Regions from separate parts of the Mus musculus genome. Here all the other regions are linked to region 3. Evidence: chromatin loops called from intact Hi-C (ENCODE). Cell type or tissue: left cerebral cortex. All regions are shown on one strand. Region 1 has its middle 57 kb from the start of Gas7. Region 2 overlaps Gas7 (growth arrest specific 7). Region 3 overlaps Gas7 (growth arrest specific 7). Region 4 has its middle 110 kb from the start of Gm40029. Region 5 overlaps Gas7 (growth arrest specific 7).

Region 1 (5,000 bases), 66 kb after region 3:
TCAGTTTCCTAACCAGAACCTTATATGGCAGAAAAGACTTTCTTTTTTTTTTTTTTTGACTATATTTTATTTTATTTCTTTTTTAAATTTTTTTAAAAGACTTGCAAAGGGTGTGTTAAGTCAGGGATTCTGAGATGGAGAGTTACATGGAATAGTTCCAGGAAGTTCTTAAGTGCAAGCAAAAGAGTCTTAAGTGGGCCTGGGAGGCATTACAGAGGCAGAGTGCTTGCCTAGCACCTAGGAAGTCCTGGGTTCAACCCTAAGCACCACCATTAAACAAAAAGGCCCTTCTAACAGGAAGACCAAGTCCTGAGAGGAAAGAACACAGGAAATGGCAGGAAAAGACACATGATGAGGAATCACGAATTGAGCAAGATGGAAAAGAAAGGAATGTTCTCAGAGCCTCACGATGAACCAGCCCTGGCCACACCCTGGTTTTAACCTTGCAAGAGCCATTTCAGACTTCAGATCTTCCAAATTATAAGTGGAGAAATGTGTTGCTTAAGCCACTAAGTTTATGGCCTTTCTATGGAAATTTACATAGCTCCTCTTTTTTTTTTAAATGTTTTTATTTGTTTTTGTTTGTTTGGGAGGGCACACGTGCCAATGCATATGTGTAGAGGCAGAAGTTCAGATTGTCTTCAGCTACATGAGAGTTTGAGGCCAGCCTAGGCTACATGAGACCCCTTTTTAATTAATTAATTTATTTATTTATTTATTATTTTTATTTTCCTTTTTTGGAGAACAAGATCTCACTATGTAACCCTAGCTGTACTGCAACTCCCTATGTAAGTTAGGCTGGCCCTGAGTAAACAGAGATGCACTAGCCTCCAACTCTTACGTGTTGGGTTAAAGACATGTGTATTCCACCATACTTGGCCCCACTAAAAGGCTTTTACTGTCCTATTCTTGTCCTTAAACGTGTATGCCTTAGAGCTGGGCTATATCTGATATGGCTACTGCTATTTAAACCTAAGTTAATCCAAATTAAATAAATGTGAAGACCCCTTTCCACGGTCCCTTTTACCATGTCCCCAGTGTGACCAAGCACATGGTAGTGACACAAACAGAAGGTTTCTGTTGCCACAGGAAGCTCTTCTGGGCTGTGCCGGCTTAAGGCATCTCTCTAGCATTCCAGGCTCTAGCTCTACCTCCAGCCCCATGACTAGAAAGACTTAAGAGGACAGAAATGATGCCACCACACCCAAATCCACCCTGGAATTCATTCTTGAGCACGTGTCCCTAGGAATGGAGTCAAGAGGCATTTGCCAGAGTATGACTTTTACTGAAAACCCTGGATCCTTGATGGGTGAGAAGCCGAACACACAGCGTGGATTCGATAAGCAGAGATGTTCGGGTGTGGGTGTACAGATGGAGATTAGACTAGAGAGGAAGTAGGGAAGATAAGAGGAGCTGCACATAGGAAAGGAAGCCTGCTGACGTTATCACAAATCATAAATGCAAATGCTTAAAAGGGCCTCACCTGGGGCCAGGCAGCATGTGAGACTATCCACTGGCCTACAGAGGGATTCATCAAGTCTGCAAAAGACTACAGGATAGAGGGTCCTCTGAGAGTCCCTAGGAGCCAAACTGAATCAAGCCAAGACCCATGAAAGGTAGGAACAGTGTTAGAGAGGCAGGACAGAGGAACTGTGCAGAAGCAAAGCCAAGCTTCTGCAAACAGTTTTTGAAACCTGAAAATTCATTATGTCTGCAAGGCTGTGGGGGGAAAGGGCCTTCCCACAGATTAGGGCTATATTGTCCATTAGCTTTGTCTTACTGGAGACAAGAACCCTTCCAAGATACTCAGCCAGATGTGGATGCATGGACGGACGGATGGATGGATGGATGGATGGATGGATGGATGGATGGACAGGACTATCCATAGCTGGTGCTGGAGAGTGATTAGAGGCAACTTCCTTCTCTGTCCAGGAAACAGGTGGTCAAAGCATTGAACAGACACTTGGTAGCTAAACTCCAGGACACACTGTATAATTTCAAAACTGCAGTATCCAGGTGGAATGATGGCACATGCCTATTTTCTCAGCAGGAGTGGAGGCTGGAGGACCGGGAGTTGGAAGCTAGCCTCAGCTACAAAGTAAGCTGGATGAGCTTAGCTTGCCTAGCATGCACAAGGCCTTGGGTTTGGTTCCCCAAACATGCAAATAACATAGAATCATCACGGTTGCAGTGTAGAGGCAAAACCCATGTTAAGGATACAGACACCTGAGCTAAAGGGAAGGAAGAAACACAGACATTTACAAATGCTTATGCTATGTGTGGACATCTCTAGGAACAAAGACATTTACAAATGCTTACACTATGTGTAGACATTCCTACAAGAGATCAGTGACTTGACTCCAGCAAGATGACTCATCAAGTAAAGGCCCTTGCCTCCAAGACTGATGAGCAGAGCTTGATACTCGGGACCTACATGGTGGAAGGAGAGAAGCTAGTCTGTCATTGGTCCACTGTCCTCTACTTGAGCACCAGAGCAAGGGTGGGAACCCTCCCTCCCTACCACCACACCCATGCACAAAGTAACTAAATAACATAATTCTAAATGGAAAATGGCAATGCATGCCTTTAATCCCAACTCTCGGGAGGCAGAGACAAACAGGTCTCCATGGGTTCAAGGCCAGATTGGTCTTCATAGCAGTTTCGGGACAGCCAGAGTTACATAAGGAGATCCTATCTCAGAGAGAGAGAGAGAGAGGGAGAGAGAGAGAGAGAGAGAGAGAGAGAGAGAGAGAGAGAGAGAGAGAGAGAGAATGAAATGAAATATTTGGGCTGGCTAGGGGAGAACAAAAAGATGACTCAGTTGTTGAGAGGCCTGGCTGTGCTTGCAGAGGACCTGAGTTCTGCTTCCAGCACTCACAACCATTCTAACTACAGTTCCAGCAGATCTAGTGCCCTCTTGTGGCTCCCATGGATACCATGCACATTTGCTGACAAACCCACAAAATTAAAAAAAATATTTAAAAAAACAAACAAAAAAAAAAAACTTGAAGAAGACGGGAGAGATGGCTCAACAGTTAAGAGCACTTGCTGCTCTTCCAGAGGTCCTGAGTTCAATTTTTAGCGCCCATCTAAGGACAGCTCAAACCCTCTTGTAACTTCTGCTCCAGGTAATCCTAATGCTCTCTTCTGGCCTCTACATGCATGCATGTGTGTGCACACACACAGTTCTAAAATTGTTTAAGTAAATGTTTTTAACTTTAAAATAAAAAAAATAGAGAAACCAATACCTTGTTTGGTGTCTGGGAGGAAATTGACACGGTAGGGACAAGGGTTGCAGGAAAAACAACGTTCACTCGATAGTGTTTGATTCTTTTTCAAGCAAATATTACTGTTCAATACATATAACATTAAGCTGGATGTAGTAGCCTGCACCTGTAGTCCTGGCACCGTAGAGCGTGGACCGAGGCAGGAAGAATGCCATGAACTCAGGGCAGCCTGAACTGTATAATATACTTCAGGTAAGCCTGGGCTACAGAGGGAGACCCTGTCACAAAACACCAAACAACGACAAAGAGTGCAAAATTAACAGAAGTATAGTTAGTTCTTGATTTGCACTGTTCTGATCTATCTATCTATCTATCTATCTATCTATCTATCTATCTATCATCTATTGATCTATTCTCTATTTTTATCTCTATCTCTATCTCATGATCTATTCATTCAGTGTATGTGGTGCTGTACATCGAATAGAAACTGCATCCAGAGACTTTTCACCTTGATCTTTCCCTGGGCTGGTAGTAATGTGTACTTTGATCTCTCTCATCCTGGGGAGTAGCAGTGGGTGGTAGCTCCCTGTCACTGCTGCAATTTCAAGAGGAAATAACAGAGCCTTTATAGTAAAACAGAGCTGTTGATGGTAGGTGTAACTCAGGTGAGGGCTCTCCTGATATATTTCCCCCCTAATGATCTTTCCAGTGTAGGCTAATTTTCTAAGGGCTGAACCCCCTTTCAGGGGAGGGAACCATCAGGAGACTTCTGCACGTGTGTTTATGAACTGAAGCCATGAATGCTGTTGTCTCATTGGAAAGGTGGTATCTGCACAAGGCTCTGAGCCCCTAGGGTGTTCTGCAGACATAGGACTTCTGTCTTTGCTTAGGATGCCATTTCCTATCACCTGTGGCCCCTCAAGACAAGTTTCCTCAGTCAATCTGGGCTGTAGTTGAGTTTGGGAAATGACCATGGAATGTTTTCCCCCCAAGTTGAATGCAGCCTTGTGATCTTGTTTCTGATTTGGGTGCCACCACACTTCAGTCAGAGCATAGACAGCCACCCCTGAATGATCTCCTGCTATCTTCACAGCAGGGAAGAGAATCAAAGTGAGTCCTCATGGCTGCCATGTGATAGTTGCTATGGACACTAGACACTAGCCTACATCAGATGGGGTTGTATCCAATTAGCCACCCCCACAACAACACCATAGCAACAACAGTAATATTATGCTTCTCAGAAGAAAAAAAAAGACACACAATTGCGCGCGCGCGCGCACACACACACACAGAGTTGTGTGACACTTTTAAAGCCACAGAGACAGCATTTTCCACACCCTCCAACTGCCTGTCACTTGCTAACACTTGGCTTCTTCAGTAGGTAGTCACAGGCTTGAAGCAATTACCTCTTCACACCCTTGTGAGATGTGTGCCCTTCAAGGGGAGGGAAATGGCAGGAGAGTGGCAAGCAGCATCTTCCCTGGGCTCCTGCCTTGGAAGTGAGGAGGCCAGAGCTGAGCCAGCTGCAGAACAGACAGGCTTGAGGAATAAAGCGCACTACCCTGTCTGTCTGTCTGTCTGTCTGTCTGTCTGTCTTCTTTCTCTGTGCCAGGCCCACACTGGGCACTTGGATTTTGGTGGTGCTAGAAATGGGCTACCTACTAATCGCCAGACTTCGATGTGGAAAACATTAACCCAAATGGAAAGACATGAATCAAGGCCCGAGTTGACAGTTTGGAGAAAAACAGTGCTTCTCTGAGAGCAGGAGTTTAG
Region 2 (5,000 bases), 69 kb before region 3:
TCCAATAGGATTATTGTCCCTGTAGGGCCGCTTCTTTACGCCAGCCCAGACAGAGGGGGAGAGGTGATTTTTAGCCATCCGTCGCCCCAGGGAGAACCCATGTCAGACACCGACCCTACTGGATCATTAACTTTAGACTTCCAGTCTCTAGAACTGAGACAAAATAGAAGCTTTTTTTTTTCCTCTGTTCTTTTTCTAGACAGGGATCTCACTGTGTAGCCCAGGCTGGCCTTTAACTCATGATCTTCCCACCTCTTCCCCCACCCCTGAGAGCTGGGATTACAGACAGATGTGTACCACCAGGCCCAGGCAAATTCCTATAGTTGAAGCTACTCAACCTGTGGTACTTTGTTATAGCAGCTGCAGCAGACATATACACACTCAAAATGAAAAGATGCACCTATTAACTGCCACTCCTCATTTCCCTCTTGACCACCAACTCATGGGCTTTGTCTCTATGGCTTTGCTTATTCTGGACATCTCAGAGGACTGGAATGATATACTCTGTGACCCACTGTGGATGGTTTCTCTTACTCAGCATCGCGTTTTTGAGGTTCCTCCATAGAGTAGAGGGTCTCGGTATTCCTCTCTATGGGTGAATGATACCCCGTTGTGCATCCACGGGTATCCACTGTGAGTATGCTACAGCTTCTGCAGCTGATCACCTCCTGATGGGATTTGGGTGGTTTCTGCCTCGTAGTCTTTGTGACTCTGAGCATGCTTGTTTGAGTCCCTGGTTCTGATTCATTTGAGGATGGACCTAGGAAGGAGTGGGGATGTGTGCTATTTCTGTGATTATCACAAGCTGTTTTCCACAGTGGCTGTCATTTGAGATCATGGAGGGGGAGGTAGGGTTCTGCAGACAGACAGCAGAGAAGGCATCAATCCCTACAGGAGTTCTCCCACTGAATATTCTTGTGAGGCTGGGAGGGTTCAACGTGTCCCTAAGCCCCATCTGGACTGTCACCATCGGAGAGGGAGATGAGGCCTGGCCTGGGGCTCTCCAAAGCACTCTGAGAGGCTGGGTAGGTAATTCTCAGACACGGTTTCCTCCAAGCCCGATACCCAGAAGAAGGGGAACAGAACTGGGTACCCAGAGGCTGCTGTCTAGCAGCAGGGCACAGTGCAGAGGGTCTCTGCTGTGCTCCAGCACCTAGGAGGCCCTGGATCACTCAAAAATATGCACAGTGGGTAAAGCTAGAGTGTGGACACCCAGACTTCAGGCCATGAGTGCTGCTTTGAGCCATAAACAGAAGTACTTGAGGGGAGGGTTGTTGGTTGTGATAGAGTGTTACTATGTAGCTCAGACTAGCCTGAAATTTATAATCCCCCATTCCTCAGCCACCACAGTGCTGAGATTAGAAGCCAAAACCTCCTAGTTCTGGGTACCAGTTTTGACCCATGAGTCTGAATCCTGAGCCATGAAAACCCATCTTGAGCCATGGGTGTCCATCTTGTTGTTGGTCCCCTGTCTGAGCCCGGAGTGCCTACCTCAAGTACTGTGGGCCTCCCTTGGACTATGGATGACTAACAGGCACAGACCCCACAGTGAGCCATCTCTCTCCATCCCAAGAAAGCATCTTTGCTGAGTAAGCAAGGACCCTTCCTCTGTGTCCCCTCATCCTCCTCTCTACCCTTTCCCCCCAACTCCACTCTCCTCCCAACTCACCCTTCCTCCTGGGCAGCCAAGGAGTTCTGAGAGAGCTTAGCCAGGTTCTTTGCATATTCTTCTTCAATCTTTATCCTGCAAAGAGAGAAAGCCCAGTGCCTCTCAGTGCTCCCACTGACAAAGGAGGCACTAACAGTGACAGCTACTGGATAAAGGAATGGTTTGGACTCTGCGTCTCCCTTCTCCAGGCTGTAGGGATAGCAGTTGTTACCAGCACCACCTCTAGCACAAGGTTGGGCGTGAGAGTCTTCCAGGAACAAGAGAAGCTTGTGACTGACTCTCAGGCAGGCCCAGCATGTCCCCAAACATTCCATCCCTCAGTTCTAGGTTTCACGCATGCCCAGACGGCCCCCACCCACAGAAGCAAGAAGAGAACATCTTCCTCCACTTTCCCACCCACAATGCCTAAAGTTGCCGAGCATTGTTAAGGGTGCGAGTGTTTCCATGGGAGCCAGGTAGTGTCCAGAGCAGCAGTCCCATTGGATTTCCCAGGAGGGGAAAACCCTCCACACACCTCCAAGGCAACTCTCTGGGGCACATTCTGTACAGCTAGGTACATCCATGGTAAGTGGGTTGTCATCAGCATGTTCACCTCCTAAGAGGATCTTGGGGCACATTGGGAGGCAGAGCTGGGCTATGACAACCAGAGGTGATCTGAAGGCAGAGCCCTAGACAGCCCTACAGCTCCATTCAGTAAACAGAGAAGTCCCATTTGCTTCCCACTCACTAGGGTGACTACACAGATCTGCTGAATGGTCTGCACCACGGCCTGGAGCCTGTCAGCAAGCTCCTGAGTTTCACACTGACCCAGCTCCATCCTTTACCACTGTCTCTCTTCAGGTGCCCACCTTTGCCTCTAGCCCCGACTATGTGGATGGGTACCCCACACCTTCCTACTGTGGCCAAGATCTCCAGAAAGCAGATCTCATCATGTCACAAGGCCAAGAGCGCATGCCAGGAGAGGGAGGCGCACACACCATCTGCATCCTGAGCCTCTGCTGTGAACCAGCCTGTACCATCTCCACATCCCACCCACTTCCCTCAGCCTAGCAAACTGCAAGGGCTGTGCTGGCCAGGTATTCTCCCAGCCCTGCAGCCTGGCTCTCCTGCCTCTGACAGCCTTCCCCTAGAGCACCAATGATGGGCTGAGAAAGGTTTCAAGGATTTGAGTTCCCTTCACTGGATCCCAGAGATGATCATAGTGGCCCATGATGGCAGAGACCATCATTTGCCAACGGGACACTGTTATGAGTGTAAACCATATGCATATTGAAGCTTCGGCTCCTATTGCTTTCTATTTGTCTGTTTTATGCTTCTGTTTTCTCACATCTGAACAAAGCAGCTTTCCAATTTCCTACTAGTTTAATGGGTCATAAAATAAAGATTTGATTATACAAATGGAAAATAGGCCTCCTAAGGAAAAACAGGCTTTAAAAACGCCAAAGCATTATTACCCGATTACTAGTGTTATAATGAAGAAATACTTTTAAAAAGATGTTTGCTGTTTGCAACCAATATTCCCAGAAAGTCTCAGAAATTCTTGTTGGAAAGTTGTGCATAAGTTTGTGAAAAAAAATATGTTTTGTGTGCATGTGTGTGTGTGTGTGTAGACAGATGTTTGGGTATGTGATGTGGATATGCAAGTGTACAAGTGTGTACATGTGTGCACATATATGCAGGTATAGAGGCACAGGCACATGAGTGTACAGGCACATGGGTGTGTAAGTGTAGGCACACAAGGTTGTGGTATGCAGAAACATACATGTGCAGGTGTGTGTGCATAGAGGCCCGTGAGTGTGCAGGTGCATGGACGTGCGGCTGTCTGTGCATAGGGATGTACAGTTGCTCGGTGTGCAAGTGTGAGGTGTGGGAACACTGGGATATGTGAGTGTGCAGGTGTGATGAGGGCATGCAGATATCCAGAGATATAGGCACATGTGCATGAGTGTGTAGACATGCAGTCATACAGGTATGCAGATGTGGGGGTGTAGATGTAGGGGTGCAGATGTAAGGGTGTGTGGGTATCCAGGTGCTCAGATGTACAGTTGTGTAGGGATTTGATGCATGGCTGTGCAGGTACAAAGATATTTAGATGCCAGTGTATGTGTGTGAGAGAGAGGGAGAGAGGGAAAGAGAGGGAGAGAGAGAGAGAAGGAGGGAGGGAGGGAGGGAGGGAGGGAGAGGGAGGGAGGGAGGGAGGGAGGGAGAGGGAGGGAGGGAGGGAGAGAGAGAGAGAGAGAGAGAGAGAGAGAGAGAGAGAGAGAGAGAGAGAGAGAGAGAGAGAGAATAGGTACATTTCTGCATGGGTGTGCATGGGTGTGCAGGTGTGCAGGTGTGCAGTAATGCTGAGACATGAACTTAGGCAGAGAGAAGGGGGGATTAATTGGGGACGTCTCTGCAGCTCTCTCTATTTTCCATGAGCTGAAACTGTTGGATCTTCATCTACCACCAAGTTCTGCAGGCACAGGGCCATTAGAATCCCGAGAGGCAGGGATGGGGTGGGAGGATCATTCTCTCTCCCTTGGCTTGGGAAACAGTTTTAATTAAAAGAAGCCATGGAAGGCTAGAAATGGCGTACACTTTTGGCCTCAGCACTCAGGAGGCAGAGCAGGTTCATCTCTGAGTCTGGGACCAGCCTGGTCTACAGGGTGAGGTCCAGGTTAGCCATGGGTACACAGTGAGACCTTGTCTCAAGTAAAACAAAAAGACCTGGAAGGTCACATTCCTCTTCTTGATTGTGACAAGGGACAGTGACTCCCATGAGGGTAAAGGAACAAAGTAGCGAGTCAGGAGCAGTGGGGAGGTGTGGACTGGGGTAAACAGGACACAGGTCCCATGCATGGGGCTACTCAGCTCCAGCCAACTGTGGCATAGGGGCTATGGAGGCACCAAGAGATGCCAGGCTTCCAGGATTTAATGTGATACACACACACACACACACACACACACACACACACACACACACATTTGTTATATTTACATATTTATAGATTTATGTGTATGTATTTGTTATATATATTTGAGGTCTCATGCAGCTCAGACAAGCCATAAACCTGTTATACAACTGATAACGACCTTGAACTCCTCACCTCCTGCTCTCACCTCCCAAATGCTGGGATTATAGGCATGCAGCCCTGTACCAATATTTCTGTAAATTTGTTCAAACCTTTAGAAACACTATCTGTCTCTAGACCACACATTTGCTAGCCACATCTGTCCCAGGGCGGAGCATGGCAAGCCATCCTTCCCCTTGGGGTTTAGGGCCCAGGGTGGGTCCTCACGGGCCTTGAGCTCACCTTTCCCGGATGAACTCGGACATCTCCTTCTGCAT
Region 3 (5,000 bases):
CCCTAGTCTAGCAGAGTTCCCACAGAGATCTGAGTGTAGGTCTGATTTCTGCACATCTATAATGACTCCTACCCCTAAATGTCTTTAGTACATATCTTTATAAGATGTCTGTATAAATGATGCTTTTATTTCTATTTTTAAGTAAGGTCTATCACAGTCAGGGGTTTAATGATGTTCATAATATTGTACAGGTAATTAAATGGTTAAACCAAAATGACTTTAAAATATTGCTTTGGGGCTGAGAGTATTGCTCTGGCAGAGCACAGACTTAGTGCACCCTGGGTTCAGTCCAAGAACATGAAAACATCACTCAGTCAGTCAATCAAACCAACCAACTAAAATTAGCTTGCTTCTAGAAAATTCTGCCCAGTTACTTGATGCCAAGTTACCTTCAGCCCATCTCCTGCCAACACTCAGCTCCATGTCAGCACTTGTCCACCTGAGATACGACTCCCACAAGGGGAATGACAACTCAGGCCTGAACCTCTTGCTTGTCTCACAGTCTCCAAAGGAGCATATGCCTTCCCAGGAGATGCGCAAAAATATCACCACCCTCACCCAGACGTCACGTTCATTCCCCGGCTGCCGGCTGACTTCCCCAGTCTCCTTATTTTAAACACAAAATAAAGCATTCCTCTTAATGGCGGTACTGACTCCTTTTGGAAAACAGCAAGCAAACAAGTAAGGGCTATCACCCAAAGTTCAAAAAGAAATGCTCCGTCAGGACCTGATGGTACACACCAGTAATCCCAGCATTCAGGAGGCTGAGACAGGAGGATGGTCAACTCAGCATCAGCCTGGGCTACCTTGTGAGTCTGAGGCCAGGCAAGGCTACCTAATAAGTCCCTGTCTCAAGTAAACAGAAGCCCAAAGAAACCATATAAAAATCAATCACCAAACACACAGAAAAAAAAAAAAAAGCAAAGCAAAATCCAGAAAAACACACAATACCCTAAACAAAAACCAAGCGTGGCCAGCAGCTCAGCACATGCTAAACCCCTGCTGGTTGCCACCAACCAGATCAAGGCAGTTTGCATCCTGAGTCCTTGGTTCACTACGCTCCAGAGCTACTCCGATACGGCATTAGTGGGAGCAACTGAGAGAAACCATCACCTCTGAAATAGACACCAGGAGGGAATCTAAAACTTCAATAAATACGATTTGTAAAAGAGGCAGTGTTGAGTGGTACAGCTACTTATGAAAGAGACGGATCTTATTCCCTAACCCCATGCCCTCCTCAGACTATTTAAAGAAAGACTCGAGGTTGTATCTACAGCCTCCAGTAAGTTCCGACCCCTCTACTAAGCTCCCCAGAGCCTCCTCCACTCTTCACATTCAAGTTCATCCTGGGACACCATCTCCACCTGCGGGATGCTTCTAGGAGCACCTGCCTCTTACCTTCTGAAGCAGTGAGTGAGCGAATGCTACCTGCAGGTGTTCACGGGTGGCCTCCAGACACTTGGTTTAGCAGCGGATCAGTGAGTTTTAAGGTCCCCACTTCCTTGTCTTCTCACACCCCAAACCCAGCAGCAATGGGAGCTCTAAAGAAAGGCATATCCACAGGGCTCTGCACCCCCTCTCCCCCCACCCCCCAGATCTATATATAACACCTCTGAAGTTGTCAGCCTAACGAGCCACTTTCTGGCAGACCCGTTGCCATGACAATGACTGCTAATGAGCCCAGCGCTGTGATTGGCACTGCTTGAAGGCTCCTCCACAAACGACTTGCCAGCACATTCTTCCTTCCCAACCATGTAGCCAGCTGGACATCCAGAAGTAGCCAGGACATGGCTGGAAGCCGCTTGATGGATTCAGGCACTAGCAATTAGTTTATTGCTAGCACACCCTGAGTAATCCTAAACATGATGTCAGGAGCGGCCTCTACAACCATTTCCATAACCAGCAAGGGCCACGGGAGCAAAGAGACACTAGGAAGACCAAGTCTCATCTGGGACAGGTGTGATGGTCACACCTGGGTATAATCTCAGTACCTAGAACACTGAGGCACTAGTCATGAGTTCAAGGCCAGCCTGGGCTACATATTGAGACCCTTTCTCAAACAAACAAAAATAGACTAACTGGGCTATTCTTTCTCCTGGACACCTGTTCATGGTAGGAGGACTCCCACACAATGCTAGCTACCCATGGTGGCCCTGCCTTCCATGATGATGTTGCCAGCTTCAAACTTTTGCTCTACAAGAATTCTGGACATCTTCTCTTTATCTCGTTGGTGAAGCGAATGTTCCTTCAGCTCTATCTAATCAGAAATTGCAAGTCATGGGAGAGGGCTGTGGAGGAAGCAGGGTACATCTGAGGATGGCACAGTGCCTCTGAGAGTGTCTATTTTCATTGCATTAGGCTGGACTCTGGTGCGGTTGTCTTCGTGTTCTTCTGAAAGCTGATAATTCAGAGACTTGGCCAGAAGAAGGAGCCCAGGGAGCTAACATCCCCATAAACAAGGAAACAAAACTACAGAGAAGAGTCAGGAAGGCAGTGACACACTCCTCTTCTTCAGTTTAGTGTCAGCCCACCGCCTGGAACATTGAATGAGTGAATGAATGAATGAATGAATGAATGCTGGAAACCGAGCTTCAAACAGAAATGAGATGACCATTTCATCAAGGCTGAGGCAGAAGAATTGCACATTCAGGGCTGCCCTCAGCTACATAGCAGGACCCTGCCTCAAACAGATAAAATAGCAATTACAAAACAAAAGCAGAATGGATTTTAGTTGGGCGTCATAGGGCAAACCTGTAATCCCAGCGCTCTGGGATGGGGAGGCAGGAAGATGCCTGAGTTCAAGGCCAGCCTAGGCTATACAGTGGGACCTCTTTTTTAAAGGAAGACAAAAGAGACCTCTAGCATATTATGGGTTAGAAGTTTGCACAAAGCCAAGATTTCTTCTTAGAGAAAAAGTGACAGAAACATGGTCATCAACAAAGACTCTCAGAACGTCACTTCTGTCTCTTCCATAGCAAAGGGAAAGAAACTGTCTCTCACTGTCCACAGGGACCCGATTCCAGAACCCCACAGACATCTAAATTCCCAGATGCTTGATCTCCTTGTCTAACTTTACAGAGCATTTACACCATAACCTACATGTATCCCCTCGCATACGTTAAAGGACATTTACACCAGGCACCGTGGTTTATGCCTGTAACTCCAGTACTTAGGAACCTGAGCCTGGCCTACAAAAGAGGCTCCAGGATATCCAGAACGACAGAGCAAGACACTGTCTCAAACAAAAACACCCGCAAAAAGTGGATATTTCCTAAGAATACGCCACTGAAGAAACAATGAAAACAATGTGAATATGGTAGAGCTATGCAAGCTGCTTAGGAAAGGTGATGATAAAGTCCATTGTGTTCAGTGGAAGCACAATTTCCCTCCTAAATATTCCCAGTGAGCAGGTGCTGGAACCTGTGGGCACAGGGTGCTTGGAGGGTGCTCTCCAATGTCTGGGAATTTAGGAGAAATTAATATGAAGAAAGAGGAAGTCATAATCAAAGGGACCTAGGTCGATCACTGGAAACAACTGATGGGAAATGGCCCAGTGGGTGAAGTGCTTGCTGTGTGGGCACGCAGACCTGAGTTCAGATCCCTACAACTCCTGTAAAAGGCAAGCATAGCTGTGGCAGATCAGTTAATTTCAGCACTTGGAGGGGACAGGAAGATCCCAGGAGCTGGCTAGGAAGACAGCCTGGCCCATGTGTGAGCTAATCAGATCCTAAAGACAAGGCGGAGAAGCACTGAAATAGGAACGCCTGGATACCAGCCCTCACATGTGCTCCTACAGGTGAGTCCACCTGCACACACGTGCACTTACGCACAGCTCAGTACAACTGCACACATGTGCACTTATGTATAAGAACGATCTGAAAGGGCCAGGGAGGTGGTTCAGTTGCTAAGTGTGTTAGCCACACAAGTTTGACAACCCAAGTTTATTCCCAGGAACCCATATAAAAAGTTGGATGTGGTGGCATGCATCTATAGTCTACAGCAAGGTGGGAGGCGTGGACAGAAGAATTGCCCAAAAGCTCATGGGCCAGTGTGTTGGTCAACTCTACAGCAAGCAACTTGACACAAATTAGAGGACTCTGAGAAGGACTCTCAACTAAGAAAAAGGTCCATGAAACTGGACTCTAGGCAAGTCTGTTGGGCATTTTCTTGACTATTGGTCACTGTGGATGGTGCCACCCCTGGGCTGGTAATCCTGCGTTGTCTGAGCACGCAGGCTGAACAAGCCATAGGGAGCAGTTCAGTAAGCAGCACTCCCTCATGACCTCTGCTTCAGTTCCTGCTGCCAGGTTCCTGCCTTGGGATCCTGCCCTGATTTCTACTGATGGGCCATGAATCAGAAATGTGAGATGAAACAGACCCTTTCTTCCTCAAGCTCCTTCTGGTTATGGCGTTTTTATCACTGCAATAAAACTCTAAGCAAGAAAACCAGCAATTGTGAAGTATGCAGGTCTGTGGCTATAACAAAAGAAACCTCAACCAGGTGGAAGTCAAGAAATGACTTGGAAAACATGTCCTCTGACCTCCCTACTCATACCCATACATATGAACTGCACTGCACTGTGCTGCACTACACACACACACACACACACACACACACACACACACACATGCACACAGGCATGTATGCAATTAAGTATATGCATAATTAAAAATTTGGGTACATACTGAAGTTTGCAAGTTGCTGTTTATATAGAGGATGAAAAATGTGTGACAATCACTTCAACTAATACCAGAAAATATCAGTATCAAGAGGCAAGAGATGCAGAGGTAGTGTCCTGCTCTTCTCTTTTCTCTGCTCTGGGTTGTCCCCTATTCTGTTACCACAGTCCTATGGTGAAACAACACTGAGAGGGTGGGATGTTTAAGAGGTGGCATATGTATTCATTCTCTCTCTCTCTCTCTCTCTCTCTCTCTCTCTCTCTCTCTCTTTCTCTCTCTCTCTCCCTCCCTCCCTCCCTCCATGCCTCCCTCTCCCTTTT
Region 4 (5,000 bases), 140 kb after region 3:
AGGACTTGACCCTCCTCTGCCATTTGACTGCAAGTTGCTTGTAGCATAGAATTTGTCAAGGTGAACCAACAGAAGCCCCGCCCAGCTGAGCTCCAGCCACTCAATCATATAGGACGGATTCTGGGGTGCTCTGTTACCTAGCAATAGAAAAATCCATCTCTTCATTATCCTCAGCACAGTCCATCAATCCCTACTATAAGCTAATCCTTATAACCTCCTGTCATGTGATCACATGATCCTCGGGTGAGCAAAGAGGGAGAAGAGAGGAGATGGAGTTCAAGGATCGACCCTCTGCACCCGCCTTGTCCCACGGACAAGCACTAATGAAGTCTGTGTGTGAGGCTGACTCCATTTTGAATGGCTATAAGGGAATACCACAAGTTGGGTGTTCTATCAAATGAATATATTTCTCATGGCTCTGGAGGCTGCCAGCATCTTTGAGTTCTTATGGCACCACTCCATTATAAAAGGCAGAGAGAGGAAGGGCAAGCTCTCAAACTATAGACATTCAGGCCTCTTTATAACTGGCATTAATCTATTCATGGGGGTGGAACCCTCAGAACCTAACACCGTCTGATACTGCTGTGTTTGAGTGTTAGGTTTTCAACACAGACATCTGAGGACACGATTTGAGCAGTGTCTCTCAGGACTACAACCTGCCTGTGTGGACCTCAGCACCACCTAAAGGAGAGCTCTGTCGTGTCTGTATTCCAATCCTATCACCCTTGTAAAATTATCTCCCCGAATTCCGGGTGTTTCTACTGAAATCTTACACCACCCTTTAGGTCCCTGACTTCTACCTAAAGAAAGAGCAGACCACAAAGAATCCCTGAGTCTATTAGGCCTGACCAGCCTTTGTGCCTACTCTGGAACCACACCTGACGCTACAAGTCTTCCTTGGGATAGAGAGCCCACCTCCCACCTCTATCTCTCTTCCCCTGGAGCTGTGCCTACACCCTTGAGGGCTGGTGGAAATCATCCATTGTGTAGGTCCACAAATCTATAAGGTGATCCAGAGCCTAGCCTGGAGCTTGTCTGACATGTACTCTCTAGTCTCCAGCTTGGCCCCATCTCCCCCATCCATCCATTCTTCTTCTATTATGTCTCTCAGACAATGTCAGTGGAGTTCCCTGCTGCTCCCCTTCTATGTGGCTGAAGGTGACATCAGGAAAGGCTTCTCTAGATGCTCTCATCCCAGGGTCTTTGCACACCAAAGCCAGCTTTGGGTATTGGCTGGTAGGTCTGGTTATGGTTGCAATCTGAAAGGTTCCCATATGCTAAAGATTCAGTAACCAGCCTGTGGAATTCCTAGAAAGTGATGGAGCCCTTGGAGAGTAGGTCTTGGTAGGGGGTGGTAGAATTAAAACACCATCCCCTTCCTTTCCTGGACATTATGAGACGTTCTCTGTTACCACATACTCATAATTTATTGGACTAAAAGCTGACCAGAAACTGAAAATTTTAAGCCCAGGTTCAAAATACATCTTTCCCACTTGCAAATGCTATCATTCAGTGCCTTGACACAGCAATGGGAAGTCAACTATCTTAGACCTCATATCTTTGGGGAAACTAAGTGCCCTCTAAAGGGTTGGCCACACCTTGAGTAACCAGGACTCCTGGGGCCAGGGTTCCTGGGTCCTCTATCTCTCTGTCCTGGCTTAGGTCCTCTAGAGTTCATCTTTCGTCATCCAGATACCCACTCTATCATTTTTCCAGTTCCCGTGAGTCTTGACCAAAGAGATTGCCCCCAATGACCAGGTCCTCCTGATCCTTGCTCTCATTTGAAGCTGGCTATCTCCAAGGCAGATCTAGTAGTCCTTTCTGAGTTCAGCTCCCAGTTCCCCTCCATAGTGTTTCCTGCCAAGTTTGGCCTCTAACTTCCCATCCTTTGTCAGAACCAGGAAGAGAGAGAGAGAGAGAGTCCACTTTGCGAATTCTTGTCAGTATCTCACATCCTCCTTTAAGACACTTCCTTTTATTCCTCTTTCCACCAGAGGGCGAAAGGAACACTGTGAGGAATACCAAGTTCTTCAGCTGCTTGTCTGTCACCCCATCCCTTTCCAGGGAGGCTGATGAGGTCCATTCTGTTCAGACTTCTACCCCTACAGCAGAACCAGCTTCTGAGTCCACAGGCCCTCCTCTGCCTCCCAGCAGCTGCCAGACTCTGTAGTCTCAGAAGTCATACACTTCATACGCTACCCACTGCTATTCAACTTTCCTCCCTGTCTATGAAACTCAGCCCACCCCAAGAGACTCCACAGCATGTCCTCTGTCCCTTCCCAGCCCTCTGCCTAGTGGTCCAGCTTATTCTCATGGGAGATTGCAAGCCACCAAGAACTGGATCCACGAACCTCTATGTTGGTGCTGAGAGAATCCTAGTCAGTACTTGGGCAGCAGGGACAGGTCCACCCTTGCCCTCACCTTTAGGGAAATCAGCTGGTTATGAGTGGATTCAGACTTCAGAGATGGCAGCAGGAGTGGTCCGGGCTGTCCCAGGATACAGCTATCGACTCTTAGGCCCCAGAATTTCAGGTCATATGAAGGATACTGTTACCAATATACCAACTGGAGGGCAATGCCCGCCATCTCCACATACATCATTCTTGACCCTTCCTTTAGCTTAGTCCAGGTGATTGGGGTTCAAAATGCACAAGGAATTTATTCAGCCACCTGAGCTGTTAGGCTAACAGGCAAACGTGACTCCTTAGGTGACAGACATGCTTTTCGAATGCTGTCGTGTCTTCTCTTGTCTGTAAAACCGAGGACAGTGCCAGATACTGTGGCACAAGCCTGGAATCCCAGCACTTGGAAGCAGAGGCAAGAAGACTGCAAATTTGAAGCTAGCCTTAGCTACAAGACTGCGGCTCAAGTCGAATAAAGCTTCCTATATGGAGGACAGCTCTTAGACATTCACAGAGCTGTTAGGAAATTGATGACAGTCCACATGGCTTGTGTAGGTACAACTGGAGGGTCCTCCTGGTAGCACTGAGGTGCTATTAATAGACTGGAGGTGTCTGAAAAGTCCTTAGGTACCAGGGACTTCTTAGCTCCATAAGTGCTAACGGATGCCACAAGCACACCCAGGCCAACACAGAGGATAGTTCTGCTGTCTTCTGGGTCTGTTCATGCTCCATTGAAAAGCAGGGGCACTCTGTTCTTAGGAATCCCCACCCAAAACAGCTGGCTGAATCCAGTCAGGGACACTCCTCCCTAGACAGACAATCACCAGGCAAATTTCCACATCAGTATTTCCTGGGGAAATGTGGCTACCAAAAGAACTCACACATGCATTTCAGAGAGCTTTTTGCCAGGAGACTCAAGATTTCCCTGTCAAAGGATACTTCCATTAATTTTGTTTTTAATGTAGCTCTCAGAGATGGAACTTGGAAAAGCAGAGAACCAAGCCCGAGCCTCTCCTGCTGACACAGGTTCTCAGAGCACACCATGAGCTTCCAGAGACACCTCTGCTAAGACCCCAGGAAGCTCATCCCAGCCTTTCCCCTAGAAATACTACCAAGTCCATTTTGAGGAGTGCCTTGGTCCATTTAGAGCAAGTTTGTTTCTTGGACCAGAGAGAAGCATCATGTGTTTCCGAAGGCTGCACAGACATTTGATGCTGCTGCCACTGGACACTTGTCAGGCCTGCCCACTGTACAACCATCTCTCCACCTCACCGTGGGCCAGAGTTGCATGTAACATTTTCATTCAAAATTTGCTACTCTCTTCTTAAATAGATCCCAGTAAAAAATAAATTTGGTCCCTTATTTAGGCTGGGTTTTACCAAAACCTAAGAATACACACATTACTGATGGTGAGGACTAGTTTAGCATTTATGACAATCCTGGGGTCAGCAGCCTGTCAGTAAAGACTGAAAAATACTACCCCACCCCACCATACACCACACACACACATACACACAGGACTTTAGAAACTTGGGCTTTCACTCAGACTGTGACCATGAGCTCAGTGATTAGAGGCCAAAGAGGCCTCGCAATTGTCACCCAGACAATAAACAGCCAGCTGACTTGGCTCAGCAGTCCTATGAAGCCTTGGGACCAAGCCAGATCCCCAAGAACAAGGCACTTTAGGGTACTGATCCTAGAGGATGGGAGGCTACCTAGGGTCCAGCTGTATCCACGGGTCTAGCCTGCTGCTCTGCTCCAGCTCATTGCTAACTGGTGCTTCTCAGCAGTCCGGCAAGTGGGCGCCTGGAGGCAGCCAGGCGACCTGTCCCTGGTCAGCATGACTGACCGCTAGTCTACCAGAGAGGCGGAATTGTGGGGCCACCTTTCCAAACCCCCATCACCCTCTCGCCTTGCCAAGACCACCTGGCTCGGCAGTCCCTTGGTGGCCCCTGTCTTCCGCGGCAGAGCGCCCGCTTGCTCCAGAACTCGCACAGGCAACAAGTTCTCGCTTCCCCACAGAGGCCACGACGTGCTCAGGAGGCCGGGTAGGAGGAGAACGCTGTCCACGCCCCAGCCCCTCCCCCGCACCCTTCGTCCCCCAAAGCCGGGTTGTCTGGAGGGTAGCTGGTCCCCGACCCCGGCCCTGGCCTCTCACCTCTAGTAGTTGCACGTAGCTGGCGGGGAACCAGCCACGGAGCCCGTCGTCCTTTTCGCCTTCCCACCAGCCGCCGTCCGGGACCTGGAGCAGCGTGAGCAGCTCGCCCGCAGAGAAGCGCAGCCCCTGGCTGTGCCGCTCCCCGGAGAAGGGGTACAGGGTCCGGCAGCGGGCGCCGGCCATGGCCCTGGCGCCCGGTCTCACAGCACAGCCCGCATCCCTGCCGAGCCCCGCGGGCTGGCCAGCGGCTGCGCGGGGTCCCAGGCGCCCGGTGCTCCGGGCTCCCGCGCTTTGGGCGCGCGCCGTGGCGGGGTTGCGCAGGGGTCTCCGGGCCGCCGAGCCACGCGCGCTGCTTGCAGGGAAGCGGACGCTCGCCAGCAGAGCTGGCTTCGTGGGCTCCACCGGCTCCGGAGAGCGAGCGGCGACGCCCCCGGGCCGGG
Region 5 (5,000 bases), 53 kb before region 3:
ATAGTAATAATGACCACAAGGGAGTCACTCCACAGCGGTCAGAGGGAACACACCATTCCGGGAGGATACCCATGACAATCTACATAGAGTTTACCACTCGGAAATCCCAGTGTCAAAGGGACTTCGGTTGTGATCCTCACTGATACTCAAGGCACAGAGTGGTTATGGTCAGGAGGCAGGACAGTCACAGTGTCACACTGGTGTCCCCTGGGCTACCCATCCATCAGAAAGGGAAACAAATGAAAAAAATCTGTAGTTATTACAGTGACCCAGGGCCTCCCCAACAGGGGGCAGACCTGCGACTGTGTGCCTCCCTGGAGATGCAACAGCCAGCAAGCAGCCAGCTCACCCCATACAGAACGCCTGTCAAACGACAAGCCTAGGTCCAAGCATGAGAAAGCAAACAGACTAAGAATGTAGGTTGGCCTACAAGACAAGGAACGACCTGGAGTCTTCAAAACAAGCTAGAAGTCAGTGTGAGGGCAGGCAAAAGAAAAGCCATGGGGCATCAGCCTAGACAAAGAGACTGGAGCAGACAAGGTGACAAAAGCGCCCGGCTCCTGGTATACAAGTCAGCAGTGGGAATCAAAGTTGAGCACACTCAACAGAGACATCAAAAACATCGGAGAGAAAGCAGTCAGCCAGTAAGAACTGCATAGAGCCGACCTGCTTGTAGATAAAGCACCATTTAAAAAAAAAGTCTGGAGTCAGAAAGTAGGCTAGTAGCAGCCCATGGCTTTGGGGGAGGCCTAGAGGGATGTGAATTCTCTACAATCCATTGTGATGCAAGATGCACACAAGGAGCACTCTAAAAACAACCAAGAATGCTTGGTGAGCACCACCCCCACTTCCCTCTTCCCTCCCTCCCCCTCCCTCTCTTTGCTTCCTGGGGATTGGATGTTGATCACTCCCCTTATAACCTACTGAGCTGTAGTCCCAGACTGTATTTTAAATGATGGAAGTGTATAATAATTAGTTGCATCTCAACACATGAGATGATGAGGTAGATAGACAGTCAGACAGACAAAGGAAGGAGAGAGAGAGAGAGAGAGAGAGAGAGAGAGAGAGAGAGAGAGAGAGAGGTGGACGGACAGACAATGATAGACAGGGCTAAAGAGGCAAAGTAATCAACGTTTTCATATCAAAAACTTGAATGGCTCTTGACCTGGGGAGAAAAGCTGGTATAAAAGGCATTTGGGGGACCATTAAAGAATTAGAATCTAGAATGCACATGATAGATAATATTATTGGACTTGTGTTTTTTTGGGGTACTGTAATGGTACTCTGATACCTTTTCCACTTGGTTTACAATTAGAAATACTTATATTTAGGGCATTAGTAACCTATGGTCTTAGGAGCTGAGGCAGTGCTCAGTACCAAAGTTACAGTTATGAAGTAGCAACAAAAATAAATGTGTGTTTGGGGGTTCCCAAGACCATTGGAAATATGTACTTTCCGAGGGTCACAACCCACAGGTTGGGAACCACTGATTTAGATCCATAAGTCAGGAGTTTTGCTGTAGGTACAGGTGGGGATGTCGAGGCAGGATGAGACCATTCATGAACCAACACTGGCCTAATGCCAGCGCTCACTGAAATGAGATGCTAGGTCCGTGGGTCCCTGTCACAGAAAGCCCTTGACTTTTGTAAGTTGACACAGTCCTACAACAGACACGTTTACATTTTGCCCTTTGCATATAATTCTGGAGAATTTTTTTTTCCTTCTGGATCCAGAGCTCACTACATAGCCCAGGCTATCCTTGGAGCAGAGACTCCATGCTCCTCCTGATCTGTGTACTGCTTGCCTAGTTCTCCTCCCGTTTGGCTGAACTGCTACTCCCACATCCTGGCTGTATCCCAGCATCTCTGCTGCCACAAAGAACACACACTACTGGCTAAGCTGTGAGCAACTCCATGACACGCAGGCGAGCAGCCCCTCCCCAGGGATCTCTTGAATCCTAGAGGAATAGGAAAAACCCTCTTCAGTTCCCAGCGCTGTTGGCACAAAACCGGGCTCCTTGTGATGGGCCATGCAGACCCCTCCTGCCGCATCTTTTGCCCTCCCACACCTGCCAATTCAGTAAGTCACAGCATGACACACACTTGATGTCTGTGGGTTCTTGGAAAGCTTCACCCTCCTTCTTGCCTCTAGGCATCTACATGCTGTGCCCTGGAAGACTGTTCACTAGCCCCCCCCCCCCATCTTTTTGTTAACCAACCCTCTGTGTAGCCTCTTCCACTCCTCCAGCCTAGCATCTTTTTTTTTTTTTTTTGGTTTTTCGAGACAGGGTTTCTCTGGATAGCCCTGGCTTTCCTGGAACTCACTCTGTGGACCAGGCTGGCCTTGAACTCAGAAATCCTCTGCCTCCCGAGAGTTCTTACCACTGATACAATTAAACAACTGTTTACCCATTGTCCTCCCCAGCTAGGGCTGAGCCTTTCCATACCTCAGAGCCTAGCAAAGACCTAAATACACGATGATTGGGTGTGCGTTACTAAAGCCAGGGGCCTGGGGAGGAACTGCAGAGACACAGCCTCTCAGCTCTTTCTCCACTTAAACTACCTTCTTCAACACACTCTGTAGGAGCCCCAGTGTCCCATCTTTCCTTTTGTGTCTTTTGGGGTAGTCAGGAAGCCAGACTGATGGAAGGATGGATTACAAAAAAGCCCAAGTAATGGTGGGCAGGAAGAGAAGGTGCAATCTAAGATCTGTTTCTTCTAAGGCTATTGGCCTTTGACTCCCGGGCTATCTCCCAACCAGGAAGGTGCCCTTTATCCAGGACACAGGCAGCAGCCGCCTTGATGTCTGCAGTACTGAAGTTTTCCACTGGGAGGCACCAGACCACCACCACCAGTGCCCATCCACCCAGCTCTCAAAAGACTGGGCAATGGAAAAAGCAGGACGCTCAGTCTGATAGGGACATTAGGTGTGCCTGCCCCTTCCTGCTACCTGTATGCCTTCCCATTTGCCCTCTCAAAGAGAGCGAAATCAATAAGGCTCTTCGCAAATCTGGGCTTGGCCATTGTGGCCTCAAATCCCACCTCTTCGATGGTTACGTGGCCCTTCATTCACTCATATTTAATCATTGTTCACAGGCACACACATGCTAGTGACCAAACCCTGAGCCTTGAACACACTAGGTAATTACTCCGCCGCTGAGCCACGTCTCAGTCTTAAGATATTATCAAGAACAATCGTGAGTTATGATTGGCAGCCCGGGATGGAGAGTAAATCTCCCTGTGTATTGAAGAATGCTGTGTGTGCTCAGGCATTGCCTGGGCCCTGCTGCCTTTTAAGGGAGACTCTCTCAACCTATTCATGGTTAGCTGGTAGAGCACTTTTGATAATTAGCCTCAGCAGTTCACACACTGGGCTTAAAAACCAGCGGCTTCCTCTTCAAATGTTGTCTGTTCATAGCCTGAAAGAATCCTAACGGATCTACTTTACAGTTCCGGATGCAGCGGGCAGATGCAGATTTACCTTTGCCACGTACCACACTGTTGACTTTTGTTTCTCTGAGGAGGTCTTACTTCAGGGTTATCATCCAAAACGAATGTTATGCTAACCTGCCTGTGTGTTGTAGCCACTGTCTACCAACCTGGGGCTCAGAGCTGGCCTTCCCTGGAAACCCAGTACCACACATCCCTTATCAACTATGTGTGTTCATGTGCGTGTATTGGTTTGTGTGCATGCATGTGTACATGTATGTATGTGTATGTGTGTATGATGTATGTATGTATGTGGTGTGTAGCATCTGTGTGTGGTATGTGCATGTATAGTGTTTTATGTATGTGGTGTATATGTGGTGTGTATATGTGTGTGGTGTGTGTGTAGTGTTTTTATGTGGTGTGTGTGGTGTATGTATGTGGTGTATATATGTGGTATGTGTGGTGTATGTACGTGGTATGTATGGTGTGTGGTATATGTATATAGTGTATATGTGTGGTATGTGTGATGTGTGTGTGTGTGGTATGTGATATGTGGTGTGTATGTGTGGTGTGTATGTGTGTGTGTATGTGGTGTGTAATATGTGTGTAGTGTGTGTGGTGTTGTGTGTGTGTGTATGTGTAGTGTGTGTGGTGTTGTGTGTGTGGGGTGTGTGTGTGTGGTATGATATGTGTGGTGTGTGTGTGTAGTATGTGTGGAGTTGTGTGTGTGTGTATGTGTGTGTGTGTGTGATATATCTATGCACACGCATATATGTGAGCACACACAAGGTGTGGCAGAGGTCAGTCCCAATCACTCTCTTCTTCATTCCCGAGACAGCGTCTGCCATTGCCCTAGAGTTCACCACGGGCACTACGCTGGCTGACCAGTGTAGCCCGCTGATCCTCCTGTCTCCACTTCCCCAGCTCTGGGACTACAGATCACCACCATGGCCTGACTTCTATGTGGGGGCTGGAAATTGGACCCGGGGCCTCAGGCTTGTGCAATCAGCACTTCATAGCCTAAGCTATCTCTCCAGCAGCCGCATCCTATTTTCTTAAATAAAAAAGTATATCTGTCTTTTATAGAAAGTGAAATGTGTTGATTTTTAGAAAACTTGAAGAAAGTAAAATTACTTTCAGTCTCTGATCATGCTTTTACAACCTTAACGAGATTCATATTTTCAAACTAGGTAATTCCTTGTTGTAGGAGCCATTCTGCATTGCACAACAGTGGGTGACATCCCTTGCATCTTCCACATGCACCAACATCCCCTCTTTGGTGGTAACACTCAAAATCAGAGATGCCACCAAATGTCTCCAATGCAGAAACTCAGTCTGAGGTGCAGCTAGGTCACCACAGATGATCTGGTCATCTTTCTTCTCATAAACACAGCTTTCTTTCTTCTAAATAAAACTGAATACCCTATATTTGCACACACGCACACACACACATGCATACACACACATATACACGCAAGCACAAACACATGCAAACACATGCACACACACATTGCACACACATGCATACACACACATAAATGGATGCTCATACCTGTGGATGCTCTCTCTCTC

The links. Hi-C counts contacts between places; a loop is a spot of excess contacts. Peaks named below come from ENCODE experiments on the same cell type or tissue, not always from the same donor. Only the 100,000 strongest peaks of a DNase experiment are listed, where the experiment ranks them.
Region 1: it touches region 3 in a loop (2.1-fold over the local background); 2 of 42 quality-filtered maps call a loop at or near these places.
Region 2: a loop joins it to region 3, with 3 times the contacts of the local background. A loop is called at or near these places in 3 of 42 quality-filtered maps.
Region 4: a loop joins it to region 3, with 2.0 times the contacts of the local background. A loop is called at or near these places in 2 of 42 quality-filtered maps.
Region 5: it touches region 3 in a loop (2.4-fold over the local background); 7 of 42 quality-filtered maps call a loop at or near these places.

The regions. Positions count from the first base shown.
Region 1 is chr11:67,526,828-67,531,827 of GRCm38, reverse strand. It overlaps a transcript of Gas7 not described here. Among named protein-coding and RNA genes, the nearest start is that of Gas7, 57 kb to the left of the region's middle. In left cerebral cortex, a CTCF peak has its summit at 2,900 (motif pointing left); a DNase peak (open chromatin) is centred at 4,522; H3K27ac peaks cover 481 bases.
Region 2 is chr11:67,662,132-67,667,131 of GRCm38, reverse strand. Gas7 (growth arrest specific 7) reads right to left here. Exons shown (of 14, transcript NM_001109657.3): 7 at 4,966-5,000; 8 at 1,670-1,744. It also overlaps a transcript of Glp2r not described here. Among named protein-coding and RNA genes, the nearest start is that of Rcvrn, 31 kb to the left of the region's middle. In left cerebral cortex, no CTCF peak of the experiment used is centred here; DNase peaks (open chromatin) are centred at 781, 2,016, 2,660 and 4,200; H3K4me3 peaks cover 188 bases; H3K27ac peaks cover 4,431 bases.
Region 3 is chr11:67,593,098-67,598,097 of GRCm38, reverse strand. All of the region lies in intron 1 of Gas7 (growth arrest specific 7), which reads right to left. Among named protein-coding and RNA genes, the nearest start is that of Gas7, 9.1 kb to the right of the region's middle. In left cerebral cortex, no CTCF peak of the experiment used is centred here; DNase peaks (open chromatin) are centred at 536, 1,094, 1,672 and 2,102; H3K4me3 peaks cover 2,110 bases; H3K27ac peaks cover 3,123 bases.
Region 4 is chr11:67,455,335-67,460,334 of GRCm38, reverse strand. It overlaps a transcript of Gas7 not described here. Among named protein-coding and RNA genes, the nearest start is that of Gm40029, 110 kb to the right of the region's middle. In left cerebral cortex, a CTCF peak has its summit at 1,995 (motif pointing right); DNase peaks (open chromatin) are centred at 2,001, 4,025 and 4,519; H3K4me3 peaks cover 2,534 bases; H3K27ac peaks cover 1,453 bases.
Region 5 is chr11:67,645,791-67,650,790 of GRCm38, reverse strand. All of the region lies in intron 4 of Gas7 (growth arrest specific 7), which reads right to left. Among named protein-coding and RNA genes, the nearest start is that of Rcvrn, 47 kb to the left of the region's middle. In left cerebral cortex, CTCF peaks have their summits at 277 (motif pointing right) and 2,814 (motif pointing right); DNase peaks (open chromatin) are centred at 371, 726, 1,905 and 2,832; H3K27ac peaks cover 2,735 bases.